2 separate regions of the Homo sapiens genome follow, and region 1 is linked to region 2. The links are chromatin loops, found by intact Hi-C in ENCODE. Cell type or tissue: psoas muscle. All regions are shown on one strand. Each heading gives the region's core, and the rest is flanking DNA. Links, peaks and the distances in the headings are about the cores only. Region 1 overlaps TM2D3 (TM2 domain containing 3). Region 2 overlaps PCSK6 (proprotein convertase subtilisin/kexin type 6).

What was found. Peaks named below come from ENCODE experiments on the same cell type or tissue, not always from the same donor. Only the 100,000 strongest peaks of a DNase experiment are listed, where the experiment ranks them.
Region 1: a loop joins it to region 2, with 3 times the contacts of the local background. A loop is called at or near these places in 8 of 110 quality-filtered maps.

What each region holds. Positions count from the first base shown.
Region 1 is chr15:101,629,554-101,644,932 of GRCh38, reverse strand. It overlaps TM2D3 (TM2 domain containing 3), which reads left to right. Exons shown (of 6, transcript NM_078474.3): 6 at 2,289-3,085. The coding sequence ends at 2,454. Among named protein-coding and RNA genes, the nearest start is that of TM2D3, 15 kb to the left of the region's middle. RefSeq lists a silencer at 3,491-3,650. In psoas muscle, for the core only: no CTCF peak of the experiment used is centred there; no DNase peak of the experiment used is centred there.
Region 2 is chr15:101,431,735-101,447,420 of GRCh38, reverse strand. PCSK6 (proprotein convertase subtilisin/kexin type 6) reads left to right here. Exons shown (of 22, transcript NM_002570.5): 2 at 3,761-3,865; 3 at 15,321-15,431. Among named protein-coding and RNA genes, the nearest start is that of PCSK6, 50 kb to the left of the region's middle. In psoas muscle, for the core only: no CTCF peak of the experiment used is centred there; DNase peaks (open chromatin) are centred at 7,900, 8,230 and 8,760; H3K4me3 peaks cover 357 bases; H3K27ac peaks cover 1,599 bases.

The DNA.
Region 1 (15,379 bases), core at 4,035-12,034, 200 kb before region 2:
GACCAGTACCTCCGTGGAGTTGACTGGCAGGCATGTTAGCTTTTCTCCCAAGATGCCTGCACATTACGTTTACCATTCTGAATGTACCACGAATCAGTAAAATGCTGTGGACTATCCAAAATAGGCAGTTTTATGATGTATATCTTTAATTTTAAGTAACTATTATAAAAAGTAATACATGATGAACACTGAAAACTGGAAAAATGAAAATGACAAAAACATTAAAAATTACCTATAATTTCATCAGCAGCAGATAATTATAGGCTTATATTTCTTACATAGAAATGTGCTGTTTGTTAAACTTCTCAACAGTACTTTAAGAAATTATAGCAGTTCTTCCCACCAAAGGGAAGGGCAGGTAAGACCCTGGTTAACTGATTAGTGAAAAGGTTACGCTGCCTACACTTGAAGTTTTGAGTTCGTGCCTGAGACCCTGAGGCCTGCAGCATTGCAGCCATAGGGCAGGATTTCTCAGCCTCATCACTGCTGACGTTCTGGGCTGAATGAGTTTTTGTCTTGGGGCTGTGCTGTGCATAGCAGGGTGTTGAGCAGCATCACTGGCCTCTACCTACTACTTGTCAGTAGCAAACCCCCCATCCCTTGCAGCTGTGACAGTGTGTCTCCAGATGTTGCCAGGTGTCCCCTAGGGGACAAAATTGCCCCTTGCTGAGAACCACTGCATTAGAATTTGAGCTGAGGAAAGAAGGATCTTGCCTGGCAGGAAAAGTGTAACTGAAAAGTAAAAGAGGGTGCCAGGATAGAAAATGAGACTAACAAAAATAAGATAGGGCGGGCGCGATGGCTCACACCTGTAATCCCAGCGCTTTGGGAGGCCGAGGCTGGCGGATTGCTTGAGGTCAGGAGTTCAAGACCAGCCTGGCCAACATGGTGAAACCCCATCTCTACCAAAAATACAAAAGCCTGCCATCGTGGTTCATGTCTGTGGTTCCAGCTGCGTGGTAGGCTGCAATGGGAAGATCACTTGAGCCCAGGAGGAGGAGGCTGCAGTGAGCTGGCATTGCACCACTGCACTCCAGCCTCAGTGACAGAGTGAGATTCTGTCTCAAAAAAAAAGATTAGTAACCATTGCTGACAATGGTTCAAATTAACAACTGGCTTTTTAAAAAAATAAATAAATGTTTGAAACTTGGAATAATTTTAATTTACAGAAAAGTTGCAAAGATAGTAGAGTTCTTATATACCCCTAACCTGGTTTCCCTACATTGTTAACCTCTTACAGTACTATACTGTAACATACTTTCAACAATTAAAACTTCTCAGCACTCAACATGGTTTTTTTTTTTTTTTGCTTTTTTTTTTTTTTTTTTTTTTTAACGGAGTCTCTCTCTGTCACCCAGGCTGGAGTGCAGTGGCTCAATCTCGGCTTACTGCAAGCTCCACCTCCCAGGTTCACGCCATTCTCCTGCCTCAGCCTCCCGAGCAGCTGGGACTACAGGCGCCCGCCACCACGCCTGGCTAATTTTTTGTATTTTTAATAGAGACAGGGTTTCACCGTGTTAGCCAGGATGGTCTGGATCTCCTGACCTTGTGATCCGCCTGCCTCAGCCTCCCAGAGTGCTGGGATGACAGGCGTGAGCCACCGCGCCCGGCAACATGGTTTCTTTTAAAATCATCACTGTAATGAGATGATGCCCAAGGTTTGCTTCAGGGTACTCTGGAGGGGAAAGAGGAGGGTTTTGATGAAACACAGCTGGCCAAGTGTTGATTATTGGAGCTGAGTCATGGGTACTGTTCTCTTTACTTTTTATTGTTAGGTGTTTAGAAATTTTCCATAATATAGTTTCAGTATTATTAGATCTTAGAATTTAAAAGATCCTTAAATCTTTTAAGGATTTATTCCTAACATTAAGATTTTAGAGATGAATGAAAAAATAGACTGAAAACATGGATGACTTGATCCAGGTCGTCCAGGTGGTGGTGAGCTCCTCCTGACTCCAGCCCTGACCCCGTGTTAGTGCACTTCCTGTTAGACTGGGTCTTTGCTTTATTTTGACTAAAAAGCAATGAGATTGATAACTTTAAAAAAAGAAAACATTGGTTTTTTAGTACAGCTAAAAATTGTATGTTTACTTTTGACATTTAAACTGTCTTCCTGCCCGTAATTATTTGGTGGTGTCAGTTTGTGAAATAGTCACTTGTGTTCCAGTTAAGGGCTACGATCAGGGGAAGCCCTTTCTCAAATCTGACATAATGTGGTGATTAAACCGTGACTGGCCACAGCTGGGGTGGAGGTGGTCTCATGGAATCCTGTCTGTTTGCCATCGCAGCATCACCCTCGGTGGGTTTGGAGCAGACCGTTTCTACCTGGGCCAGTGGCGGGAAGGCCTCGGCAAGCTCTTCAGCTTCGGTGGCCTGGGAATATGGACGCTGATAGACGTCCTGCTCATTGGAGTTGGCTATGTTGGACCAGCAGATGGCTCTTTGTACATTTAGCTGTGGTGTGTGCTTCAGAAAGGAGCAGGGCTTAGAAAAAGCCCTTTTGTCCGTAGGAGTTGATGTGGTGTGAGTGATATATTTCTATGTTTTTAATGTACAGCATCTGTACTTTGTTTGCCTTGATAAAGGTAAGATAAATGAAACGCTGAACTATGCTAATCTGGAATTTGTTTTTATTTGCCTGAAATATATTTTTTTCTGTGAAAAAATTAAAACGTACTTAAGCCAGGAGAATGAATTATACAGTGATTGAAAATCCATTTAATTCCTATGACTTTTGTTTTGTATTGCCCAAGTCAAACTACATCACTTGTATCTCCAGCCCAAATGTAGTCTGCCTTGAAAAGTCTTTCAGCTGTGACTGCAGGAAGTGGGAGTGTTTTTATTGTTAGCTAATTGCTGTGACTGCAGGAAGTGGGAGTGTTTCTGTTGTTGGCTAATTGAAGTTATTAGGCTCAGCTTCAGTCATGTGTAAGTTTTGCAGTGTAATACATATGTAGTCTGGTCTGTATATATGAAAATTTGAATTAAACTGCAGAATGTTTATGTCTAGTTATGGTTTAAATTTTCTTAGTAGTATATAAAAGGTAAGAGTACTGAAAAATTAATAAAATTGCAAGTTAAGAAATACTGTGGGCCTGTTTTCTATATTAAATATAATCTTGAATAATCATTACAACTTACCTTTATTGTTAAGAATAACATTTTTATCTTTCAGGGCATTACTCCATTCTAACAGAGTCATAATTGGCTGGTTTATTGACACAGTGGAAATATATAAATGTTTTTGAGTATAGATCTGTTATAGACCCTTTATCGGGGAAAAAAAACTCAGTTATTCAAAAAGATTTTTACTCAAGCTTGCTTTTGAAACATTTAAAAACTTAGCATTTTTTCTTTCAAATGTGGGTATCTGAGTTACTGCTTTTTAAACACTTGTGTGTATTATCCAGAAGACTGTTAACCACCATATCATATCTAGAAGCTATAAAATATCTGCATATTTCATTCAGCAGATGATTTATTGATTTCAGTTTACCTGAAAGGTTTCAGTGATCACTTGCTGCTGTTTAAAGCACAGTCCTTTTCTTAGTTGAGTGACAGTTCCATCTCTCGTCGCTAGGTGGCGCATCCCCATTACATTTGCTTCCCCATTCTAGTTCCAGAAACAGAAAAAAAAACTGGTTTTGTTTTGTTTTGTTTACGAGGAACTTGTCACAGAGCATGAGCAGTTCTTCAGGATGGGAGTAACCCGGTTTATGTGGACCTTTCTTTCTGAGAGCAAAGACACACTTTTTGTATCCGTTAAACTGTTGATTGAGCAGGTGTTTCTTTAGAAGACGATCTTTTCTTCAAGAAGTAGCCCCTTTGCTAACTATAATAAAAATGTCTCCTGAGTCTCCTTATGTAGCTCTGTGTAGAAGAGAATCTAATACTTCCCTGTTGAGCAACCATGCAAGGTGGAACCAGGGAGTCGGTGGGAAGTTAGTAGGAAGTATGCATTGCCCTTGGTGGAAATAGGTAACAGCATCCTTGATTAACCATTTTTGTGGCTCTGGGGCCTGAATTAGATAATGAAGCTGCAGTGTCTGAGAGTAAAGCTCAAAGATTCAGAATCCATGAAAGGAGGCATAAATGAACTTGTTCCCAAATCCTAAAAAGTTTGCACAAGGGCATAGCCCTTGGAACCTGAAGGATGTAAGCCAGTCAGGAATGCTTCAGATCAAGGACTTTGATAGAGCTGATGGCCTGAGACAGAACTAGCAGGAAATACGAAGAGATTTTCAAATAGTACAAACAAATTTATGAACGATGAACTCATACACAGCCCCAAAAAGAAACTGCAAAGTAAAACTATACTTTCAAAGGGCACTAGGGAGTGTGGGTGCAATCTCTTGTAGCAAATCCCATGGGCCTCTGCTGGCAGCAAAATGCCATGTTGGAGTCTGACCTTCAGGTTCTATTCCTCTGCTGTCTTAGATTTTCAGGATTGCTATAACAATACCATAAACGGCGTGGCTTAACAACAGAAATTTATTTCTTAAGAGTTCTGGAAGCTAGAAAGTCCAAGATGAAGGTGCTGGTAAATTTGGTATCTGGTGAGGGCCTTCTTCCTCATAACATCTTCTCACATCCTCACATGGTAGAGGCAGGGAAGATCTCTCTGGGGCCTCTTCTATAAGGGCACTAATCCCAATCCTGAGAGCTCCACCCTCATGACCTGATCACCTCCCAAAGGTCCCACCTCCTGATACCATCATTACAGTGGTGAGGATTTCCACATGTGAATTTGGGGTGGAAAAGACACAAATACTCAGTCCATCATGTGTGAGCTATGGGCTCTGACCCAGGGATATGATTAGATAGCCATCCTGTTCACACAGGTTGGGAACCATATCAGTCAACCATCCTCTATTGATAGTTCTCTAGACACTCAGAATTTATCACTGCAGCAGGCCATCTGTCATGATTTCCCCTTAAGAATCTCTACCTTGCTTTGTCAGCTCTCTTCCATTTACCCCAGTAATGCCTCACGGGAAGGTGCTGGGTTATTTATGTCTACCCCCTCCATTGTCCCTAGAACAATGCCGTGCACACAGAGGCTCTCATTTATTTGCTGAGTTAATGCCACGGGTGTCCTCAAGGTTTTGAAGGGACTGTGTACAATTCCAGGGACTGGCAGTTGAGGTGGCTGCAAGGAGATAATATATAGAAATTGGCTTCAAGTAAATATTTGTCTGTAACACCATGTTGATCTGATTTCTGCAAATTGCTGAGGAACAACTGGTTTATGGTGCGTATAAAAAGATTTTTTCAAAGATCTTATGCTTCAAGATTTTAAAATGTAAAAATACCTTCTCTATGCCACACAACTTCATTTCTCTGTACTTTTTTTTTAATGCCTTATGCCAGACTTGCATTTATTTTGGGCATATATCATCAGCTACGGAATATGCAAATGATTTTAATTCATCCTGTAAGCAATGAGTGGAAAATGAGCTGTACCTGATGCAGCTTCTCAAATACAACATTGAAAAAGCCTGAAAATGAAGGCACTACATAAGTAGAATATGCATAAAAAGGAAAAAAAAAAACACCCAGGAAAAATGGAGGCAGATTCCTCCGCTCCTGCTCTAAAGCTTCCCCTCTGTTCTGCCCTTTTGGTAGAGTATGAAGTGTCACATGAATGTTAGGGGGTAGACACATTTTTTAAACTTTTATTGTATATACATCGTATGCGTTTCTTTCATGGTAAGAGCACTTAAAATCTACTCTTAGCAAATTTATAATATGATAACTGTAGTGATGCTATGCACTAGACCTATTGGTTAATTTTGTAACCTAGGCAAATTTGATTTAAATTCTTTTAAATGTATTGAAATTGTCTTCCATAAACACAACACTTTTATGCAAAATACGCTTTGATGGAGACACGTGGACATAATTTACTAAGGCTCCACGAAGGCAGGGCTCTGGTTCTCTGCTGTAGCTCAGCTCTGAGAGCCCTGCCGGCCATGCAGCAGGTGCACAGTGACTAGGAGTTTGATGAATGAGTAAGGAGGAATTGCTGGGAGTAAGCTAAACACCTAAAAGTATTGCTGAGAATTTTTAAAGTGGTAGAGTGCAGCTGGATTGCAGCATCTCCCTTCTCAAATACTTAAATGATAAACACACTGTAGGAAAAGCCAGCACCTCCTTCCTGCCCAAAACCAGCAAACAAATGAAAACTCCACAGCGAACAAGCAAAAGGATACAGCCAAATGCCAAAAACGTCAAAAAATTGTGAATACAGGGAAAAAAAATTATTGCTCAGGTGTGTAAGATTACTCCCGCAAATGGCCCTGCTGGCGCAACAAAACTCAGAAAGTCTCACTGGAGGCCAGACGTGGTGGCTCACACCTGCAATCCCAGCACTTTGAGAGTCCGAGGCGGGCAGATCACCTGAGGCTAGGAGTTCGAGACCAGCCTGGCCAACATGGTGAAACCCCCGTCTCTACTAAAAATACAAAACAATTAGGTGGGCGTGGTGGCAGGTGCCTGTAATCCCAGCTACTCAGGAGGCTGAGGCAGGAGAATTGCTTGAACCTGGGAGGCAGAGGCTGCTGTGAGCCGAGATCATACCATTGCACTCCAGCCTGGGCAACAAGAGCGAAACTCTGTCTCCAAAAAAAAAAAAGGTGGGGGGGTCTCACTGGTGAGGAAAAACAGGTTAATTCGGAGAAAGAGAGGTATCTATATCTTTCTCCTGTTACTGCTGGGGGAAGTGAAAAGGGCTGCTGGGAAGAGACCAGTGAGAGAGGGCTCGTGAACAAACAGGAGGGACTCTGATGGGTTCAGGGGTTCCCTGCTGAACCAGATAAAGGATCCAAAGCCTGGGGTGACCCCCAGGGGTCATTGCATCATTCCCTGGGGAGGAAACTTTGATTCAGGACATTTAGAAAATCCTAGTCAAGAAACCAGAGACCAGATATTCTAGCAAAGATATAGTCTCAGCTGAGCTTTTCCCTGCCTCACTCCTAGCTATCAGGGCACGGAATGTAGAATAGAACACAAAATACAACTTGCAAAATGCTCGAAGAGAAAACCAAGGGAATTTGTTCACATATTATGAAGTTGTCCTTTTACATGAGAACAAAATGAAATGACTCACCACCCACTAGAATGACTATAATAAAAGGCATTCTTAACCTGCCTGCGCAACGTAGTTACGCCTGTCTCTAAAAAAAATAAATAAAAATAAGCAGGTGTGCGCCTGTGGTCCCAGCTACTTGGGAAGCTGAGGTGGGAGCGATCTTTGAGCCCAGGAGGTGGAGTTACAGTTAGCTACTGAGGACTAAACTCTGACCTTTTTTCCCTCTTGCCCAAATTCCTATCTAAGGGGCTGGGGAGTTGCACCTTATAAAATCTCAAAGCAGTTTTATTTAACCCTATGTGATGTGGCTTACTTTCCAACCTGACTCTGGCATAACATCACATGACAGATAAATCAAAATATTTTAACCCCAAATATGTTTCTTTGCCATATCTTGAAATGGCCCCGCATAGCTGTCTCTTGGAAAAATCTACATTCTGCAAAGAATCCCCTTCCCTTTCAGGTCTTTTCCCTGACACAGCAGAGAATCAGTCACAAATCTGGCACCTTTTTCAGTCTAAGAAACATTTCCAATCTATTCTCTCTGAAGCTCGCAATCTGGAGGCTTCATCTGCATGATAAGAACCTTGGTCTCCACAATCCCTTATCATAACCCAGACACTCCCCTCTGTTGATTAGAGGTCTTTAGACAATAACACTTTCAACCAATTGCCAATTAGAAAATCCTTGAATCTACCCATGATCTGGAAGCCCCTGCTTCGAGCTGTCCTGCCTTTCCAGATGGAACCAGTCTGCATCTTACATGTATTGACTGGTGTCTTATGTCTCCCTAAAATGTATAAATTCAAGCTGTAGCCGGACCACACCGGGCACATGTTCTTAGGACCTCTTGATACTGTGCCTCACTCATATTTGGTTCGGAATAAATCTCTTCAAATATTTTACAGAGTTGGACTCTTCATCGACACTGTGACCACACCACTGCACTCCAGCCTGAGCCACAGAGCGAGACACTGTCTCTAAAAAATAAAAGAAAAAGAAAACACAATAACAAGTATTGATGAGAATGTGGAGAAATTGGAACCTTCATATATTGCTGGTGGGGATGTAAAGTGATGTAGCTGCCCAGGAAAACAGTCTGGCAATTTGTGAAAATGTTAAACATAGAGTTACCATGTGACTTGGGGAATCTTCTAGGTATACACCCAAGAGAAGTGGAGATATGTTGTGAAAGTTGTCAGCACCAAAATGGGGTCACTTAGGTCAAACCCTAGCAAAATGAATCCGGGAGGCCCTGAAGGAGGAGTACTCACGCACATGTACCTATGATAAGAACTATTACAAGGACTCCCTGGAAACCATAAACACTCCATGTTAAGCTGCTGCTGTGAAGACATCTCCCCAGCAACAGCCAGCGTGACCAATGAGGAGCTATGAGCTTCAACAGTCAAGAGTTTTTGTTTCAAACCAGCTTACATGACTTTCTCCTTTTTGTCTTTATAAAAGTTTGCCTTGACCCCAGCATCTTTGGGTGTTTCTTGGTTCATTGTGGCATGGGTATCTTGGATTGCAATCCCCCACCAATCCCAGATAAACTCCTTTGGAGAGCCTATCTGTCTATTGTTATTTTAGGTTTTAGGACATACACTAAAAAACTCGTTTACAGCACCATTATTCATAGTAAAAAAGTGGAAACAACCCAAATGTCCCACTGATGAATAATACATAAACAAAATGTAGTTCATTCATATAATGGAATACTATTTCATCACATAAAGGAATGAAGTACTGATACACACCATAAGGTGAATAAACCTCAAAAACACGGTGCTAAGGGAAGAAAGCCAGTTACACTTTAAGCTGGTAACCTTTACAGCATATAAATTACTTCTTAATAAAGCGGTCTTAAAAAAAAAGAAACGGCTCAGTAACCACACATACATATGATAGAAGGGGAACGAGAGAACCCAGATGAAAGGAAAGACAGGAAGAAACACAGTCTGCGAAAGAAAGATGAAGAGTTCATCTTGAGGAAAATATAATCCAAGAAACACAGGAAAAGCCCCTGCGAAAACTCTGTACTATAGAACACTTAAGCGTATTTCTTCATTCAGCGAAAGTACTGAGCCCCTATGTGGCATGCACCCTCCTGAGCCCTGGGGATTTAGCACTAAGCTAAGTTCTTCCTTTCATGAAGCATGTCATATTCTTGTGCACAAAAATATAAGCACAAAGAGATGATTCCACTGAACCCCCGCCCCTCCCCATCAAGCAGGGAACGTTGATTTGTCCACACTGGAATAGATGCTTACTTTGAACACGGATTCGCCTTCTCTAGCTTTATTCACTGTTTCACACAAGATTGCTTCTGATCAAAGAATTTATTTCACAGTAAAAGAAATGTGGCACCAAAAGTGAGTTCATGCTGAGAAAGTGGAAAATGGCCCTGATAGTAGCCAGGCTGTGATTTTAATCACTAAATATAAAAAATGCTCACAGATTGCAAACAGTATTCCTTTTTTCTCCCTAGTTTCTTAAGGTAGATGCTTGGGTCACTAATTTGAGACATTTCTCCTTTTCTAATATAAGTATTATAAGTAATGCTATAAATTTCCGTCTGAACTTTGAGAACATTTCACAAATTCTATTATGTATAATTTAAAATATTTTATAATTTCACTTTTGAATTCCTTTTGGTCAAAAGATTTATATTATTATTATTGAGACAGGGTCTTGCTCTGTCACCCAAGCTGGAGTGCAGAGGCACGATCTCAGTTCACTGCAATCTCCACCTCCCAGGCTCAAGAGATTCTCCCACCTTAGCCTCCCGGGTAGCTGGGACCACAGGTCTGCATCACCATGGTGGGCTAATTTTTAAATTTTTTTCTAGAGGTAGGGTCCCACTATGTTGCCCAGGCTTGTCTTGAACCCTTGGGCTCAAGTGAGCCTCCTGCCTTGGCCTCCCAAACTGCTGGGATTACAGGCATAAGCCACTGCACCTGGCCCAAAAGATAATTTTTAAATAAAGCATTTAAAGATAATTGTTTAAATGAGTTATTGGTCTTAAAAATGTCCTCAAAGACATTTTCAAGATATATTTTTGTACTTAGTTTGTAGCTGGTTTTCACTGTGGTAAGAGAATAAAATTTGTATTATTTTAGTTATTTTAAATTTGTTGATTTGCTTTATGGCTCACATACGGTCTATCATGCTGAATGTTACATGTGCACTTGAAAATAATGTGTATTCCACTGGTCCAGGTCATGTGTTTTATCAGTGACGATTAGGTCAATTTGCTTGATAGTATTTTTCAGCATTTTTCTATCTTTGCCAATATTCCGTGTTCTTATTCTGTCAATTACTGACAGAGAAATGTTGCAGTCTCCAACTCTAATGGTGGCTTTCTGTATTTCTCTTTTCAGTTTTTTGTTTGTTTGTTTGTTTGTTTGAGATGGAGTCTTGCTCTGTCGCCCAGGCTGGAGTGCAGTGCTGCGATCTCGGCTCACTGCAACCTCCACCTCCCAGGCTCAAGCAATTCTCCTGCCTCAGCCTCCTGAGTAGCTGGGATTACAGGCATGCACCACCACACCTGGCTAATTTTTGTATTTTTAGTAGAGACGGTGTTTTGCCATGTTAGCCAGGCTGGTCTTGAACTCCTGGCCTCAAGTAATCCACCTGCTTCGGCCTCCCAAAGTGCTGGGATTACAGGCATGAGTCCCCATGCCTGGCCCAGACTGGACATTTCTATTGATATGCTTTTGAGTTCATCGATTTTTCGTTCCTCTATCATCTCTTGTCCACTACTGAGGCAGCCCAGTGAGTTTTTAATTTCAATTATTATATTTTTTGTTACATAATTTCCCTTGGTACCTTTTTATATCTTCTATTTATTTTCTACTTTCTATTTGTATTAAGAGTGTTAGTAATTGCTCAGTGAGGCATTTTCATGATAGTTGCTTTAAAATTCTTGTCAGGTAATCCCAATGTCTGAGTCTTCTCAACGCTGGCACCTTTTGATCATCTCTTCTCAATCAAGTTGTGAATGTCCTGGTTCTTGGTATATGGATTTTTTATTGTCTCCTGGACATGTTGGATATTATGTCATAAGAACTAATTGTTTTTTCTTTTAAATTCTTCTTCTTTTTGGGTATAGTCTGCAGGCCCAGGTGGGGCTTCATGTTCAGCTCACTGTTGGACTTCATTGACATCACCCTGAAAAAGGTGGATTTTTGAGGAGCGTGAGAAGAAGAGCATGAGAAGTGCTGAATTACACTGTGTTGTTGCAGATGAGCGTCCCTAACCACAGCAGTCCTTGAAGAAGAAAGATGGTCTGATAGGAACTGCTTATTCAGGAACACATTGCAAAATCTGTGGGTGTCCTTCGGGATCTGAGGGCCTCACTCCTACAACTGCAAGGAATTGAATTCTTCTAACAGTGTGATGAGGTTGGAAGAAGACTCCAAGATCCAGAAAGGAACACAGTCCCACCAACACCTGTGTTGTAACCTGGTGACACCCTGAAACAGAGAATCCAGCTAAGCGATGCCCAAAATATTCATCCACAACGTGTTGTTTTAAGCTTCCAAGTTTCTAGTAATTTGTTATAAAGCAATAGAAAAGTAATATATCCTTTCCGAGGCTCATCTTCATTCCAAACGTTCCACATTTCCTTCTGTTATCATTTATTTTCTGTCGGAATTACTTCCTCCAGCAAAAAAATTTTTAAGGCAGTTCTGCTGGTAACAAATTTTCTTAGATTTTCTTCATCTGAGAATATCTTTATTTCACCCTCATACTTGAAAGTTAGTTTTGCCAAACATAGAATTCTGGGTGACAGTTTTTCTTTTTCTTTCAGCACTTGAAAAGTCTTATGACACGTCCTTCTGGCCTTCATGATTTCTGCTGAAAAATATGCTGTCATTTGAATAGTTTTAATGCTGTAGGTAATAATTGTTTTCTGGCTGTTTCTAAAAGTTTTAAATTTGTCTTTAGTTTTCAGATGTTTTATTGTTATGTATTTGGGCATGGATTTATTTGGATTTATCCTGCTTGGAGTTTGCTCAATCTCTTAAATTTGTCAACTTATGTCTTTTGCCCAATTTGGGAAATTTTCAATCATTTTTTCTTCAGATATTTTTGGGCACCACACTCTCTTTTCCATTGAGTCTCTGATCACATTAATTTTAGATTGTTATCGTCCCACGTGTTTGTGAGATTCTATTCATTTTAAAGTCTTATTTTCTCCTTATTTAGGATAATTTATATTGATCTAGCCTCAGATTCATTGTTTCTAATGTTGTCTCCACCTGCTATTCAACCCATTCAGTGACAGCTTCTTTTTATTCACATATTTTATTTTTCAGTTCTAAATTTTGTGGTAAGTTTTCTTTTTTTTTTTTAAGAAAATTTTTTTTTTATTATACTTTAAGTTTTAGGGTACATTTGCACCTTGTGCAGGTTAGTTACATATGTATACATGTGCCATGCTGGTGCACTGCACCCACTAACTCATCATCTAGCATTAGGTATATCTCCCAATGCTATCCCTCCCCCCTCCCCCCACCCAACAACAGTCCCCAGAGTGTGATATTCCCCTTCCTGTGTCCATGTGATCTCATTGTTCAATTCCCACCTATGAGTGAGAATATGCGGTGTTTGGTTTTTTGTTCTTGCGATAGTTTACTGAGAATGACGTTTTCCAATTTCATCCATGTCCCTACAAAGGACATGAACTCATCATTTTTTATGGCTGCATAGTATTCCATGGTGTATATGTGCCACATTTTCTTAATCCAGTCTATCGTTGTTGGACATTTGGGTTGGTTCCAAGTCTTTGCTATTGTGAATAATGCCGCAATAAACATACGTGTGCATGTGTCTTTATAGCAGCATGATTTATAGTCCTTTGGGTATATACCCAGTAATGGGATGGCTGGGTCAAATGGTATTTCCAGTTCTAGATCCCTGAGGAATCGCCACACTGACTTCCACAATGGTTGAACTAGTTTACAGTCCCACCAACAGTGTAAAACTGTTCCTATTTCTGCACATCCTCTCCAGCACCTGTTGTTTCCTGACTTTTTAATGATTGCCATTCTAACTGGTGTGAGATGGTATCTCATTGTGGTTTTGATTTGCATTTCTCTGATGGCCAGTGATGATGAGCATTTTTTCATGTGTCTTTTGGCTGCATAAATGTTTTCTTTTGAGAAGTGTCTGTTCATGTCCTTCGCCCACTTTTTGATGGGGTTGTTTGTTTTTTTCTTGTAAATTTGTTTGAGTTCATTGTAGATTCTGGATATGAGCCCTTTGTCAGATGAGTAGGTTGCGAAAATTTTCTCCCATTTTGTAGGTTGCCTGTTCACTCTGATGGTAGTTTCTTTTGCTGTGCAGGAGCTCTTTAGTTTAATTAGATCCCATTTGTCAATTTTGGCTTTTGGTGCCATTGCTTTTGGTGGTTTAGACATGAAGTCCTTGCCCATGCCTATGTCCTGAATGGTATTGCCTAGGTTTTCTTCTAGGGTTTTTATGGTTTTAGGTCTAACATTTAAGTCTTAAATCCATCTTGAATTGATTTTTGTATAAGGTGTAAGGAAAGGATCCAGTTTCAGCTTTCTACATATGGCTAGCCAGTTTTCCCAGCACCATTTATTAAATAGGGAATCCTTTACCCATTGCTTGTTTTTCTCAGGTTTCTCAAAAATCAGATAGTTGTAGATATGCGGCGTTATTTCTGAGGGCTCTGTTCTGTTCCATTGATCTATATCTCTGTTTTGGTACCAGTACCATGCTGTTTTGGTTACTGTAGCCTTATAGTATAGTTTGAAGTCAGGTAGTGTGATGCCTCCAGCTTTGTTCTTTTGGCTTAGGATTGACTTGGCGATGCGGGCTCTTTTTTGGTTCCATATGAACTTTAAAGTAGTTTTTTCCAATTCTGTGAAGAAAGGCATTGGTAGCTTGATGGGGATGGCATTGAATCTGTAAATTACCTTGGGCAGTATGGCCATTTTCATGATATTGATTCTTCCTACCCATGAGCATGGAATGTTCTTCCATTTGCTTGTATCCTCTTTTATTTCCTTGAGCAGTGGTTTGTAGTTCTCCTTGAAGAGGTCCTTCACATCCCTTGTAAGTTGGATTCCTAGGTATTTGATTCTCTTTGAAGCAATTGTGAATGGGAGTTCACTCATGATTTGGCTCTCTGTTTGTCTGTTGCTGGTGTATAAGAATGCTTGTGATTTTTGTACATTGATTTTGTATCCTGAGACTTTGCTGAAGTTGCTTATCAGCTTAAGGAGATTTTGGGCTGAGACAATGGGGTTTTCTAGATATACAATCATGTCGTCTGCAAACAGGGACAATTTGGCTTCCTCTTTTCCTAATTGAATACCCTTTATTTCCTTCTCCTGCCTAATTGCCCTGGCCAGAACTTCCAACACTATGTTGAATAGGAGTGGTGAGAGAGGGCATCCCTGTCTTGTGCCAGTTTTCAAAGGGAATGCTTCCAGTTTTTGCCCATTCAGTATGATATTGGCTGTGGGTTTGTCATAGATAGCTCTTATTATTTTGAAATACGTCCCATCAATACCTAATTTATTGAGAGTTTTTAGCATGAAGCGTTGTTGAATTTTGTCAAAGGCTTTTTCTGCATCTATTGAGATAATCATGTGGTTTTTGTCTTTGGCTCTGTTTATATGCTGGATTACATTTATTGATTTGCGTATATTGAACCAGCCTTGCATCCCAGGGATGAAGCCCACTTGATCTTGGTGGATAAGCTTTTTGATGTGCTGCTGGATTCGGTTTGCCAGTATTTTACTGAGGATTTTTGCATCAATGTTCATCAAGGATATTGGTCTAAAATTCTCTTTTTTTGTTGTGTCTCTGCCTGGCTTTGGTATCAGAATGATGCTGGCCTCATAAAATGAGTTAGGGAGGATTCCCTCTTTTTCTATTGATTGGAATAGTTTCAGAAGGAATGGTACCAGTTCCTCCTTGTACCTCTGGTAGAATTCAGCTGTGAATCCATCTGGTCCTGGACTCTTTTTGGTTGGTAAGCTATTGATTATTGCCACAATTTCAGATCCTGTTATTGGTCTATTCAGAGATTCAACTTCTTCCTGGTTTAGTCTTGGGAGGGTGTATGTGTCGAGGAATTTATCCATTTCTTCTAGATTTTCTAGTTTATTTGCATAGAGGTGTTTGTAGTATTCTCTGATGATAGTTTGTATTTCTGTGGGATCGGTGGTGATATCCCCTTTATCATTTTTTATTGTGTCTATTTGATTCTTCTCTCTTTTTTTCTTTATTAGTCTTGCTAGCGGTCTA
Region 2 (15,686 bases), core at 4,036-12,035:
AGTATACTCATCTGTGAAATGGGGACATCTCTGTGGGTCCTTGTCACACCCTAATCTGTGAGTCAGGGCCAGAGGGCAGCCAGGTGTCCTTCATGTTCAACCAGGCCAGTGGCCACATCCCCACAGGTGACCCTGCGTGAGCCTGGGGGCCTCACAGCCTGGCATCCTGTCCCCCTTCCCCATGAAGGCACCCAGAGATGTGAAGGAACAGCCTCCCTCACTGGGGAGGGGCAGAACCTCCTCGTACCTGGGGTGGACCCTGCTGTGGTAGGTCAGATGAGAAGCCTAGAAGGGCTTAGGTGGGTGGGGAGGACGAGAGACAGCAATGGCTGTATCATAAACGCAGCATCATCCGGGCCGACGAGACTTTCAATGGGCCTGTGTTCCTGGGCAGCTGCTCCTGCCTCCTGCTGTGTCACCTTTGATTCTCTCACTGGTTTTGCCCGTGATGAAAACCTCACACTCCTGACCTGGTGCCTGATGTTGCAAAGGGAGGGCAGAGGGCAGGACCACATGAGTCAGACAGAAGGACGGGGCCTCTTGGAGCATCTGACAAGGTTTATGGAAAAAGCACGTCTCAGAGACTCAATGAGATGCTGAAGGTCTAGGCTTGCAGCCGCACCTGTGTTTGAGTCACTCCGTGTATGGACCGCCACTTCCCAGCCCTAGAGAACCCTTGCTTGACATCAGAGACTTTGGTGAACTCCCCTGATACTCTCAGCAGCAAATGCTGTACATCACAGGCTGGCAGCCTTTTCTGTTTCAGAGTTCACATATGAACTCTTTGATCCTCGTGGGCTCTAGGGTCTCTGTTGCAACCACTCAGCTCTGCTATTGTAGTAGGAAGGCAGCCATGAACAGTAGGGAAAGGGTGGGTGTGGCTATGTTCCAAGAAAATTTATCAAAAAACGGTAGGTGGATATATACCCAAAAGAATTGAAAGCAGGGACACGAGCAGATATTTGTACACAGCAGCATTATTCCCAGCAGCCAAGCAGTGGGAGTAATCCACGTGTCCATAAATAGATGAATGAATAAACAAAATGTGAGATGTGCAGATAACGGAAGATTAGTCAGCCTTAAAAAGGAAGGAAATTCTGACACATGGTCCAACACTGATGAAACATGAGCACATTATGCTGAATGACATAAGCCAGTCACAGAGGACGAATGTGTGATTCCAGCTTCTTCTGCAGCTGGCTTTGCAAGGGCAGCCTTGGCTGGTGTCCCCTTCTCCCCTGCAGTGGGAGCGTCCCTCCCCGGCCCCCCAGCTCTCATGCTAGGCCGGACATAAGTGTCCAAACAGATGGAGTTCTGGCCGCTGCTGCCTCCAGAGGTGGTTGGCCTGGTCAGCATTCTGGGGACTGTCTGTGCCTTTCCTGGATCGTTCGTGGAGAACAGTTGACATCAGCCCAGACCCAGGGGCCTTTGCAAAGGACAGTCATGGCGGCCCCGGGGCAGGGGGCTGGATGGCTTTGGGACTGGCCTTTGAGGGGAAAGGTGGCTTCCCCAAGCCTGGCTTAGCTGGTCAAAGGCCAGGTGCTGCCCTGAATGGCTTCCAGGCCCCCCTGTCATGAGCCTGCTAAGGGTCAGCACTGCTGCAATTAGTCTCTTTGCCAGCAAGTTTTATTCAACTCTTCGTTCCTCCATGTCCCTGACTGGGAATTGACTCGAATGCCCAGAGTTAAAAGACCAAAAGTTACGTAACGTCTCCCAGGGATGATGGCAGCTTATGAGCAAACATGTTGATTAAACACTGCGGCAAGTTGAGACTCGGTGATTGCCTCCGTAGCTAAATAACAGCTCTAGTGCGGGTGAGGAGGAGCCTTTTGACACGTGTGGCAGTTAACTTTGTTGAAGAAGTGAGCAAGGTGACTTATCTGTAGGAAGAAAAATAAAAGTGCTTGTGAGCAAAATAGGGCAGAAATAATGAGGTTTATGATGGCAGAAAAATGTGAGAATCAGAATTGCGGAAAACCGTGTATCGAGCACTTACTACCTGCCTGCTGGGTCTCTGCTAGCTCTTTCACACGTAAATATCGCGTTCAAATTTCGGAGCAACCCTTCAGGGTGGTGGTTATTAGTCTCATAAGGAAACTGAGAGAGGGTAAGCCCAGGTCACCCAGAGGGAAGGGTCACATTAGATGCAGACCTGGATTTGGCCAAAAGCTAAAGCATCCCAGACCCAGAGAAGGGAGTGGAGGAGCCCGAGAGAGAATCCCAGCTCCCAGGACCACCAGCATTTGCTGAATGCCCACTAGGTTCTAGACACTCAGCTAGGCTCTATATAGGTGATTCCCATTGATTCCTCATGACTGTCTTCGTATTTGATGTTCTGTGGTTGTAAGCAACAGAAACACACTGGAGCAAGCTGAAGTAGAAAAGGGAACTCTTTATTTCGAGGACAAAGTGGTGTCTCCTAAACCCACGAACAGGAGACAGCAAGGCTGCCAGGGTTGCCGGAAAGGAGAACTGAAGGGAAGCAAAGGGGCTGGGAGGCTCTCTCTTGCACTCCTGCCTTATCTTCTTGTGTAAAGATATGAAAATGGCCACAGCATCCAAGTCCCTCCAGGTCTCCACCTGGGCCAGTCAACTCTATTGAGGTCAGACTATAGCAGACTAAATGGCTATGAATGAGGTGGAGGCAGCCAAGGAGTTGTGAGTCGGGTAGGCTTTAGTCCTACTTAACTTTTAAAGGTAAGTACCTTTATCCCCATTTTACACATAAGGAATTGAGATTCCCATGAGTCAAATGTCCTTGTCCAAGGTCACATGGCTAATCTTGGTGGAGGGGTAGGAAGGGTTTGGACCAAATCGATCTGACTCAAAACCCATGTTTGTAATCATCATATAGAACTGCTGTAGAGGACCATTAGTCTTAAATTTACCCTTTAATCAAGCTAGAAAAGAAACCAGGATGGTTTAGCCTGAGAAGATCAACCTGAGGGTCTGTATGATATCCAGTCCATCTTGATTTTAAAATCCTTTTTGGAGGATGGTGATCAACTAGCCCTTCTCTACAGCCAAGAAGCAGGCCTCCGATAACAATGTCCCCATGCTCGAGCCCGGACAGACGTGAGGACAAGCTGGTGCTACAGCGAGGGCCAGCCCTTCTTGAAGGCCAGGGGCTGGGGCACAGGGCTGCTGTTGGTTCCATCCGGTCCTCAAGCTGAAATCTGTCCTGACAAACTGCCCCTGGCAGAAAATTGGGACACCTCGGAGGTTTAGATGTTCTCATCTGACCCTTTCACAATCCCCAAGCAGATGGATCCATGTGTTTTCTTTGGCTGTCCTGTTGCACTGGAGAGTGAGTGTTCATTCTTCGATATTTCAGTTTACCCATGGGGTGGAGAGGATGGGGTTTGTTTATAAATGAATGTTTTGGTGTAGACCTGACTTGACACCAACTTAGCTACTTCAGGGATTCTTGGCCCTAAACGAACATTCATTTCTGTCTAAAAAACTTGGCCATGATAGTCCAAACTTTAAATGATGTTAATTTACCGTGAGATGTGATGGAGTATGTGGTCCATGGGAAATATGACTTAGTGTTATTTATCTAAAAATGAGTGTCTGAATCCACCTTCACGTTTATAAACACTGCACACATGCCAGAGATATGAGGAGCAGGGTGATGGAGGGTGTGTTTCCTCTGGGAGAATGAGCCCCTCAGATAAGGGGGAGATTCTTGTGGGGTGGAAGATTTTGGAAGCTGTTCGTGAGACTATTAATTGATGGCATTCTGCTTCTTGTCTTGCAGATTGGAAACCTGGAAGATTACTACCATTTTTATCACAGCAAAACCTTTAAAAGATCAACCTTGAGTAGCAGAGGCCCTCACACCTTCCTCAGAATGGACCCCCAGGTACAGAGTGTCCGGATGCTTTCCTAAGGGCTGGAGGGTTTGGGTCTGTGGTCTTAAAAATGGCGGAGTCTGGATTTTAATGTGATTCTGGATAGACATGAGTTTTCCATATTCACTTTAAATACAGCAAGACAGGTGTAGCTACGAATCAGACCATCTGAACTAAATCATGTGAGTGAGGATCTCTCAGCATTTTAAAATCAACAAAACACAATACTCACAGGAGATACATATATGAATCTTACCCATGAAACAAAAACTCTAAGCAATTCAAGCAAGTATTTTAATAATGAAATTAGAGATCAGGCAGGTGGATGTTTTTGTGGTTGTCATAACATGTATGTTAATGGTTACTATGAATTTGAAAACTGAGGCAGTAACTATGACTTTTTTTCCTCAAAGATTCACATGATCTTCAGGATTAAAACAAATGCGATTTGAAAGGAGGCTAACATTTTAAATTTTAACATAACCCGTATTTATTGGGTGGTTAATTATACTTCCTTTCTGCATAGATTTGAAATTAATATTTGAGAAAGATCAATCAACAGTTATGTGTCAAGATTAAAAATTTAAGATGGCCAAGTGAGCCTCCAGTGAGTTCATTCATTTGGCAGGTATTTTTGGAATACCTTCCATGTGGCTGGCTCTGTCCATAGCAGGGCCCGTGGAGCTGGCGGCAGGGCTGACAGAAAACGAAGCAGGAAATAGAAAAATATGTGATATGTCACAGGGCGATGAGTGCTGAGAAGGAAAATGAAGTTCACGTGAGAAGCAGTAGCAGCCCCAGCAAGGAACGGAGGTCATTGGTAAATCATAGTTTTAGGTCACAGAAATCATCTTCTCTTAAAAGTTAACGTATATACTAGATGTTTGTTTGGGCCCCCTGGCTGGTGCACAATATTATTTCAGCTATTTCCAGAAAATACTTAGAGTAAAGTTTTTATGGAAAAATGGGTTCTTGGTGTTGCCCCAACCCACCTGCTTCAATGACAATCAGGGCTCTTTTTGTATTGACTGAGCAGGGATCTGTTGGAGAGACGCGTTATCTCTGGGCTCTGTACCTGAATTATCCTTCTCTGGGGCATCGCATGGTGAGGGTTTTGATTTGAAGCATATGAGGAAGTGGTCCCCATGGAGCTCACCCATGGACCTGGGCTGTGAAAAGACAGACTTGTCTTGAATATATTTCTGGATTGGTTTTATAGGTGGGTGGATGGATGGATGAATGGATGGATAGATAGATACGGATAAGTCGAACGAGATAGATATGAAACATTGTGCTAATTCCATTATTCCTTCATAGCAAGGGAAGGAGTTAAGTGTTTACTAAGGGATGGCTGTGCTTGGGCACTTTACATGCACCGTCTCACCCCATCACATGGGGGTGAGATTACGTCTACTTGTGCTTACACCATGGAACATGAAGGAATGTTTTTCAAAGGGGCCAGTATATTTAATCCTCTAGGAAAAAAGCCAGATTGTAGTTGCTCCTTCCCAAAGAGTGGGGCACTTGGGGAAGGGTGGATCAGTAGAAAACTGAGCAGCAGGGAGCCTCTGTACAGGGTGCATAGGCTGATCCCGGAGGAGGCGTGAGTTCTGTGCGGTTGAGAGACCGTCATCTGTCATCTTGGAGGAAATTCTAAGCTAGGAAAGAGGTCGACGCAGCATCCCTCCACACTTTCACTTTAAGCAAGCACTTGATCTGCCGTGTGAAGAAACATCCTCATTCTTCAACTGAAGTCTTTTGAGTTGTTGAATTGCCACCACGCGGATAGTTACAATGAAAGCAAGCTGTTTGCATGCAGGAAGCCCATCTCATAAGCATGCTCTGAGAAGAGACGGGGACCGTGGATTTCTTGGTCTTCTTTCCATGAGGCCTTCCAAGAATTAATAAAGCAGATTCTTAATGGTTAGAACTAAGGCAGAGTCGAAATAGGAGACTTAATCTGTGTTTTGACTACATCCTCTGTTGTTGGTGACTATATTTTAAAACTTTTAAAGGTACTCAGGTCGACTGCTCATCCCTTCCTTCCAAAAATATTAATGGTGCACCTGCTGAGTGCAGGACCCTGTGCCTGAGTAATGCAGAGCTGCCCAGCAGGTCTCTGTGTTGCTGAGTTCTCGGTGAAGATGGGGATGGGAGACCTGTGCATGAGCAAGGCAGGCTGAGGCAGCAGAGACAGACTCTGTGGGGGGCTTGAGGGCCACCATACCCTGGACCTGCCTCCTCTCTGCAGCACCTGAGCTGCTTGATTGACCCATTTTAGGTGTGTTAAAAGTCCTATATTCAGTTTGGGTCTGAGGGCAAAGCATTCCCAGGCATTAGTTGTCTCCTCGAAGTCAGCAGAAGGAAGGATAGAGACTTCCTAGGCAAAGGCTAACGTAGCAGTTAAATTTTTTCAAATAAAAATCTCCTTCTCACAGAGCTTCTTAATAAGCTCCTGGCAAGGCTTCTATCAATGCATCCTGCCAGTAAAGAAGAAAGGAAGAAAGGTAAACAGCCTGGGCATCCCAGGCCTTCCTGGAACGTTCCTAGGATTGGCTGATTGTTTCTCATAGTTCTAATTAAATTGTTAGCCCCAGGGAAAGCACACAGACATCTGAACCGATTATGAATTCAGAATCGCAACTGAAATACCTCTGTTTAAATTTGTCTAGCTTTAATGCAAACCAAATCAATTAGCTGTCAGTCTGACTAATATTTACTCCACCCAGTCATTACAATTAAACACTTGGTGAAATTAGCTGTTTTATGGAAGTATTTAGTGTTATCTTTTATTGCAGTGCATCAGAACGTTTCCCTACGTTGGCAAAGCATTTTTATGATACCTTCACATCTGGAGAGTTGTGTAATTAATATTATTAACAAAAGGAAAAGATGATTTAATATTATTCAGAGACTTCGGAATGCGAGGCTGCCATTGTGTTCAAATGACCAAACTGGAAATGAATGTTATGGGGCTTAGGATAAAGTTCCATCAAATGCAGACGGTATCTTATTTTAATTAGTTCCAGTCCCTATTGTATAGGAGTGCTTTGATAAGTGATGGAATGTACAGTCCACCCCATGTCACATAAAAGCAGATAGAATGTACATTTGGGAAAGCAAAACAAAACTCAAGGGGGTGTCAGCAGCAGGACTCTGTTAAGCACGTGTGTGCACGCACACTTATTAGGCATCTTCTTCGCACTGATCCTGTACCGGAATGGTACAGTCATTTTCCTTGCATTCTTAATTACCTTTACTTGATGTTTTTCTTACCGTCTTTGAAAAGGGCCATTTTGCTCAGATTGCTTTGTTACTCAGCCCTGTCCTTGGAGGAACAGCCCAAGTGTTCGCAGTGTGCAGTTATCGGTCGCTGGGTTTTTCCAAGGCTTGTCATTTAAGCAAACTGAAAGCATTTGTTTTTAACTTGTTCTTTTGCCAAAAGTCTGGAGAAGGGTGGATATTACAGAAGCGTCGACCAATCACTGAAAGGGCTCACAAATTTTTTTAAAATTACTTGTTCTGATTATGTTCCAAGCTGGCTTATAGTTAGTCGTTGCTGCCTGTGTCTTCCAGACCTTACATTTTAGCATGATGACTTGGGTTCAGCTCTTTTCCTTCCCTACAGATCTCAGCCAGATTGGTGATGGAAATGGAAGGATAAAGATGTTCAGAGGGAGCCTTGGTGGCTCCTTCTAGGGCCGTAGGAGGCTTGGGTTCAATGCTTCATTTCAGTGCTTTAAAGCTTAGAAGTTGCAAAATGATTGCAAGGACCAGAGGAGGCATTCTGTTTTGTAGGATGGGACTTTGCCCCCGGAGTTTAATCAAAGCTCGGGTTTCCTTCCAGCAGTGATGCAATGTTGAAGCAGATCTTTCCATTAACCACAGATGGAATTTTATCTAACAGTTTTGTGTGCTAGAGCAATTCAAAGTGCAAACAAACAGAAAGTTCCTGACAAGAGCACATAGACAGTAAGTGACCACATTGGTCTCAGGGGTTGATGAACTGTGTCATGGGCTGAGGGCAGGGCCAGGCAGCTGCCCAGGGCCCAGAGGATTTGCCCACGTGGGGACGGTGGACTGCTCCCCCATGAGGGTGATCGAATGACAGTGACAAGTTGGCTGTTCACATTTTCAGCACCACCCAGCTGGTTCTAGTGGCATGGCTGCTAGGAATTGGTAAAAAGTTTGAATGTGTAAATTTACCTTAAAAGACAGCATTTTATTCTTTCACGACATGCTCTGCCCTTCCGCTTAGATATCTCAAAGACAATCCAAAGTCAGTATGTCCCAAACCCAGCTCACTGTCTCTGACCCTAGTCTGTCTCAGAGGGAAGCGCTCATCCGCATTCCACTGCAGTGCCAGCGGCCTCTCCTTCCCCCCTACACTTGTTCCACCTCCCGTACAACCTGGCCCTGCCATGTCCTGTGTCTCCTGCCCTAGGCCCAGCTCCTGTCATCTCTTGCCTGCACCACTGCACTGCCCTCCTTGCTGGCCTCATGTGGGCATCCTTGCCCCGGCCAGTCACCTCCCATGCTCCTGAGGGATCCTCTGAAATACGGCCACCACTGGCCTTTAAGATCCTCCTCGGGTGACTTTCGCTCTTTTTCCCTCTGCAGAGCTTTTGCACAGACGGCTCCCCACCTTCCCCTGCTGTTGCTCTCTTCCCCACCTTCCCCTCTGGGCTCCAATATCCCTGCCACCAGGAAGCCTGCTCAGAGGCTGCGGACTTGGCCTGCTCTTCTAGCAGTCGTATGTTTGTATTCTAGATCTGGCCCTAGAGTAGGAGCACACAGCAGTGTTTGTTGGGAACGATGACTAGTTCAGTTTGTTTGGGATCTGTCAGGGACAGACAGAGTCGGCAGGGGAGCTGCAGGTGGTTCCTGGGGGACCTGGATCGTCAGGCTTGGGAGGGCGTTCAGTGTTCCAGAACCAGAGGAGAGGCGATGGGAAGGCGGACTGACGCTGCTGTGCGGATGCCTCGGGAGAGAGGAACTTGGAGTTCAAAGCATGCAAGCCCATCTCTTGCCAATGCAACAGGAGGTTATCGAGGGTCAAGGCCACATATCATTTGCTTTTACTCCCTTACAAGTCCAGCAGCAACCCAGAGAACAGTAGACAATGCTTCCTGAAGCATATCTCAAGTTCCAGAGATGTGACTCCTATAAGCAAGTTGTGTGTAACATAAGCAACTTCTTTCTATGTAAATACTTTAGAAGTAAATTCTGACCCACCTTGGCTAAATTATGGAAAAATCCTAAATATAGTTTTCAGTTGACAAAGCTGTATCCTGTATTGCTGAAGCTAAAATAACAGAGGTACAGACAGTGACTGCATGTCAGACACGTTGAGCAGTGTTGGACCTCATAGTTTGTTAGTCTGCGGGGGCAGTTGTAACAAAGTCCCACAGGATGCGGGGACTTCAACCGCAGAACCGTATTGTCTCACACTTAGGAAGGTTGGAAGACTGAGATTACGGCGTTGGCAGGGTTGGTTTCTTCTGAGGTCTCTTGATCCTCACGTGGTTGTCCCTCTCTGCGAGTGGCTCTGTCCTAATCTCCTCTTCTCATGGGACACTGGCCAGATTGGATTAGGGTCCCCCGCATCATGACCTCATATTAACGTAACTACCTCTTTAAGGCCCTTATCTCCCATTACAGTCACGTTCTGAGCTACCCCGGGTTAAGATTTCAACATAAGAATTTAGGGGTTCACAGGTCAGCCCCTAACAATAGGTGAAGCTGGGCTCCAGCTGCCTCTTCTGTTGTCAGTGAGTGGAGGTGGGTGGCGGGCGGTGGGGAGAGGGGCACCTTCTGTCCCCTTTCAGCAAAATAAGAACTAACTTACAAATGAGTAGCTTTACTTTCCCAAAGAGCTTTCACACGCACTGTCCCATTTCCGTCATCGGCAGAGCGAGGACTTCCCTCTCTCATGACTGTTAAGCAGGGGTCTTCTGGCACCTGTAGTTTAACTTCAATGGAAAGAATTCAAGAAATGGTCTCTACGCTGTTGCAGTTATGGCTGCAGGGGAGGCAGTGGGGAGGGAGCTGGGCTCGCAGCTGCCTGGATGACACGGGAGGTGGTGGTGGGGGTGGCTTTCTAGGCTGAGTTAGAATGTCCTTTATTTTCTGGTTCCTCCTCCCCCTCCTCTACTGCCCGGGCTTACTCACTGGGTTCCCGCTGTGTGTTTGCCATGGCAGCCTGGGGTTTCCCGGCCCCACCCCTAGGTGAGCCAGTGCTGCGCCGGAGGTGGGCCTGGGCATCTCGCCATGATGGGCTCTCACGAAACCATGTAATCGTCTCTCACTTGTCACGATGGCCCTCTTGCCCTGCTGGAAGATGACAGCCACAGGACCAATCCCTCACTCGGAGAACTTGGATCTGCTTTCTGCCTCTGTCTAGCTTGGTTCAGTGGTTCTTAGCCATTTGGGGGAATCACAGGCCCCTTTGAAAAGCTGTTGGAAGTTGTGGGGCCTCTCGCTCTCCAGAGGAAAAAAGACATCATGCTCATGCCGGCACCATTTTGCATACAGTTCTGGGGTTTCTGGGACTCGAGCCTGTCCTTCCACTCCTTGAGGGACTGTGGGATCCAGGGCAAGATGGCTCCAGTGTGCTGCATGAATCGTCGCCTGTCAGTGAGAGAAGGGCCACGTTGCACATTATGCAGTGACGGGCACTTGTCGGGGAGTGGGATTTTTCTTTCTTTAAATTCACCAGTCAGCTTTCTCACTGAGCTCTTTAGCTGGTTGGATGTTGGCCCAGCGAGGTGCTCAGAGCAGTCAAGGTTGATGGGAATCAAGATCTAAGCGCCACAGACTGTTGAGTGCACAAGCTCTGAGAGAGGGACCGGTCCCAGCCCCTGCTTTACAGTGTGGAGGGAGAGGCCCAGGCAGGGTGCCCACCTCCCACACAGAGAGAATAACAGGCTTATTTTCTACGGTGCCCTGATTGTTCTCTCCTGGAGGAGGCTTTGGAGCTTGGTGGCTCCTGGGTGCCGAGGTATGGCCTCCGACTCCCTCCCTTGATATGCCCTGGTGGACAGTCAGGTCTGGCTTGCAGTCCCCTTGTTCTTTCACAGTTACAGAATAAAGTAACCTTCGCTTTGATGAAACCAGGGAGAAAAGAGAAAAGAAAGAGCTGGCCGAGCTGTCTCCCTTGCGTTGGCTACAACTGTGCAGAACCTGTGTGAACCTGGTGTCCGCAGCCCTGCCGGTGCGTACTTCAAAGAACCTCAGCAGCTTGACTCCCTTGATGCTGTGTGGGACCCCTGGACCGCTGGGGGAGGGTGCCTGTGTATGCCCTTCGTGGCCTTCCCTCCATCTCAGAGCAAAGACTGAAGCCCCTCTCCTTTTAGGACTCTCCAGCTCCCAAGAACTTCTAGGGGCCTTCCTGAGCCACAGCAGGGCCCCTCTGAATAGGCACAGGCTTGAAGTTAGGGCAGAAGGACATGGTGGCTTTGGGTGGACGTGCAAGTGGGAGGGATTTCATGCTCTCTTTGGTGACACTGGCTCATGAGTGAAAGTTTCAAAACACCCTCCCCTGTCGCTTGTCACACCTGGGAATGATATGTCAGCAAGCTTCTGGCCCACCTGTGGCCCACAGGGAAGAAGACAGGGCCAAGGCTGCCCATGGCTGCTCGCTGAAAGGATGCTTGGACAAGGATCACAACTCGGTGGCATGGACAGCCTGCAGCATGGCAAGCCATTTACTGGAACGCGGGCAGGGCCCCCTCCTGGGTCTCTGCTTGTTTATGTTACCCTTTAGGAACATCCTTAGATTTTACCTCGTCTTATCAACAGAGGGACAGTCAACGGATGCCTCATTTTAACTTGGCTTCTCGAGAAGGAAGCTGGAGGAAGCACACACTACAAAAGAAAGTGTTGCTGCGCACCTGTCTTGAGAAGACGATGAAGCCTTCTTCATGATTAGAACTCCCTGCCCCAGAGCGTAGCTTATCTATAACTGTGCTGCATGTTTAGCAGGAAACATACATTTGGAAAATAGAGAAAAGGATAAAAAGGTCAGAGTGAAGTTCTATCTTCAAAGTATGACGTTAAAGAAATCCTGGCACTTTCTACAGATTTGCAGAGAAAGACGGTTTCTGTTTGGGCTAGAAGTGGCATTTGGCAAACCTTGCCTTTGCCCCAAATCACTTATAGTTGATTTTCCACAAGAAAAGTCAACAGATGTCATCTAGCAGTCATTTAGACCTAATCACATTTTCTTTCTTTCTTTCTTTCTTTCTTTTTTTTTTTGAGACAGAGTCTCACTCTGTCACCCAGGCTGGAGTGCAATGGTGCAATCTCTGCTCACTGCAACCTGTGAGGGTTGCTTCCATTCGATGGGAGGGCTGGAGTTTTAGTCGCTTGGTTTGGGGCTGGTGACACACCTCTGACCTCCACAGAGTGTCCAGGTGGCTCCTGGTTTCACCCCGAGGGGGCATTGAAGGCAGAGCTTTGCATCCCAGCTGGGGATGGGAGGGGGAGGCACTTTGGTCCTGGCCGGGAACCAGGTATGTTCATGCTGATCTTCCCAGAACCTAGCGCCAGACACACAGGAAGACTCAGTGCATTTTTGTTGAGTGAGCCACAGAATAAGTGACCCCAGGATGCCTGCTCTCTGGAGACACTGGGGAAGGTGAACCTGGAAAATGGCTTTCTCTTTGTGGTGGGTAGGAGGTGGGATCCGGGATCCCCTTGTGCTGTCCTGGAGCTGGGTGAGAAGCAAGGGAGTGACTGGAACCCAGAGGAAGGGACACAGTGCCGGGAGAATCAGCCTCTGCCACCGCGCTGTCTGCCTGCATCCCGTCTCCACGGAGAAGCCCCCACGCCTGGTCAGTCATCTGTTGTACAGTGTTCGGTTCCATTGGCCTGAGAGCACCTCACTTGCCGTCAGAGACTTACAATGAGCAGGTGTGTTAGCAGAGAGAGGGCTGCCCCTGCGACCACGACAGAGAGAGAGCCCCAAACTGTGCTGCGGGCCGCAGGCTATCACAGTCCCCCTCAGAACTGTGTGCCAGTGTTGTGGGGTTTTGCCCAGAGCCCAGCAAGGACCAAGGGCCGGGATGCCCAGGCTCTTCCATCCTGCTGAGGAACCCTCTTATGACTTCTGGCTCTACGCTTTCCCACATCTCCCAGCTGATTAGTGGGGTGTCACCCACTTGGGCTTGGAAGGGCAGAGTGTGCCTCCTCCTCTGACTGGAAGTGTGGTCTGGTGGGCACAGCAATTGGAAGGGGCTGGATGTTGTTAGAACAGAGAGTTCAGGGCCCCTTAGCACAAACAGGGCTCAGCCTGGCAGGAGGGCGGGACATCCCTGGGAGCTTTGGGCTGTGCGGGATCTACATACCACTGTATTTTGTAATAGCGTGCTGAACAGATTATGAAATATTGTTTGCGGCATCTTAGACCAGGTAAAAAGCCTTCTAGTTCAGGCAGTAATATATGGGGACATTGCAAAATGCCATCAGCCGGTGTTAGGAACAAAATATCTCATTTTATAGTTTTATTTTCTGTGGAAGTATCTGTCAGCGGCCATTATAAATTATCTAGGACTTGGTGCTGAGGATTTTTTAAGTGTGTGACGTGAAACTGGTTTTGAGCCCTTTGCAGTGTTTCTAAGGCGTCTGGTCTGCTGGTGTTTTATAGACGAATTACATCGGGGTGGGACAGGCTGGGATGCCTCTCTTCCGGCATTTTGCCCTGTACACCAAGGATGTCTTGGAGGCCATCCCCAGCCCTAAATTTGAGCTGTGTATGCAGGTGCTCCGCTCTCCTTGCTCAGGGTGATGTGGGGAGGCCAAGGCTCAGGGAGGAGGAAGAGAAATCTTGTCCCTTTGCTCTTGGGGACTGTTACTCCCTGCCCACTCAGCCTCAGGTAGCTCTGTTCTAGCTTCCAGCACGACCCTGGGTCGCCAGCCTTGGGTCACCTTGGGGCCCCGCCCCCTTCTCTTGTTCCTCCCCTGCCTCTAGCTGCCTCCTCCAGGCAGCCTGCCCTGTTTGGAACTCACATCATCCTCTGATTGGTGGGATCCCCTGAATGTAGTGCAGACTCCTCGAGAGCACGGCCCTGGCGCCCATCCTTATCCCACCCATGTCAGGCCCCAGAGCCAGGCTGAACCCCAGCTTTGAGCATTATTCAATCAGGTGGAGCTGCCGTGGTAAGACCAAAGAAAACATTCCCACTCAGGGTCCAAGAAGTCTTTACCCCAAGATCCTTTTAAAATGAAAAAGTTTTTCCAGCTTGAAAAGAATGTGTACACGGGATGATAAGAGCAGGAGTGCTCCAGGCACTGGTCTGAGGGCTTTATATGTGTTGTTTCTTATATTAACCCTGTGGCAACCCATGACTGTCCCCACTGTGTGGGTGGACACCACCCTGAGGCCATGGATGTCCACTGTCAGCTCCAAGTCACACAGCTGGTGAGCACGGGGCTGGGTTTTATTGCAGGTGGCCTGGTGCCTTGATCCTTGGTCTTAAATATCAGTGATACAGCCTTGTGAACTTTTTTCCTTGATCGTGAAAACAAATCATGCTGATTGAAAGACATTTATGACATCCTGAAAGTAATTGTAAAATTTTAAATTAGCAATAATGTCACCACCCAGGAACTGATGCTACTACTATTTTGCTGTATTCCTTTCTAGATTTTTCTCTGTGCATGTTTTGGTACCATATTGCTGGTGGCTGCCAAATATTCCAATATATGGCTTACCATATTTACTTATGTCCTTACTGTAAAGCAAATTCCAATACCAGTTAACCAAACACTTTCTTCATTCACTGCTTTCCCATGTGTGTATTTCCTTTTTCTTCAGGACAAGGATCACCAGATAATTTATCGGCAATTTCACAAGGCTGGCTTCCTTCCTTCTCTCCCTCTCTCCCTCCCTTCCTTCTTGTCTTTCTGTCTCTCTCTCTCTCTGTCTTTTTTTTTTTTTGACAGGGTCTTGCTGTGTTGCCCAGACTGGAGTGCAGTGGCACCAATCATGGCTCACTGCAGCCTTGACTTCCCAGGCTCAAGCAATCCTTTCACCTCAGTCTCCTGAGGAGCTGGGACTACAGGCATGCGCCATCATGCCCAGCTAGATTTTTTTTTTTTTTTTTTTGGAGAGGTGGGGTTTCACCATGTTGCCCAGGCTGGTCTCAAACTCCTGGGCTCAGGCGATCTTCCTGCCTCGGCCTCCCAACGTGCTGGGATGACAGGCGTGAGCACTTTCTTTCTTTTAGTACAACGACTTCAAAATCTATCAGAGTGGTGTTATTTCTTCCTCTGTATACACAAACAACTTCTCATCTTTCAAATGTAGTCACTTTGAAGTGAAAATGTCCCCAGGAACTTACCATCTAAAATATCTGCTATGACACAGATATTCACGCACAAGGAAGGCTGTAGCACCTGCAAAGAGGCTACATAAAATCAAGAAATCATTTCTAATATAAACAGTAATTGCATTTCTTCTGGTAGGTGAAATGGCTCCAGCAACAGGAAGTGAAACGAAGGGTGAAGAGACAGGTGCGAAGTGACCCGCAGGCCCTTTACTTCAACGACCCCATTTGGTCCAACATGTGGTACCTGGTGAGTAGGACAGGACCTCTGTCTGCCCCAGGACACTTGCACTGCCAGGTCTCTGAAATGGGTTAATTTCCCTCAACAAAGCTAAATTCAAACAACATCTCCAGACAGACACACTTCACCTTGAGGGTGTAAAACCACTACCGCAAGGCTGTGCAGTACCGGCTTTCCTGTGGATTTTTTCTGAAACTTTGTGCAGCACACTCTGGGATGGGGGCTCTTTGAGAAGGGAAGTGATTTGATGCAGGCTGTATGACT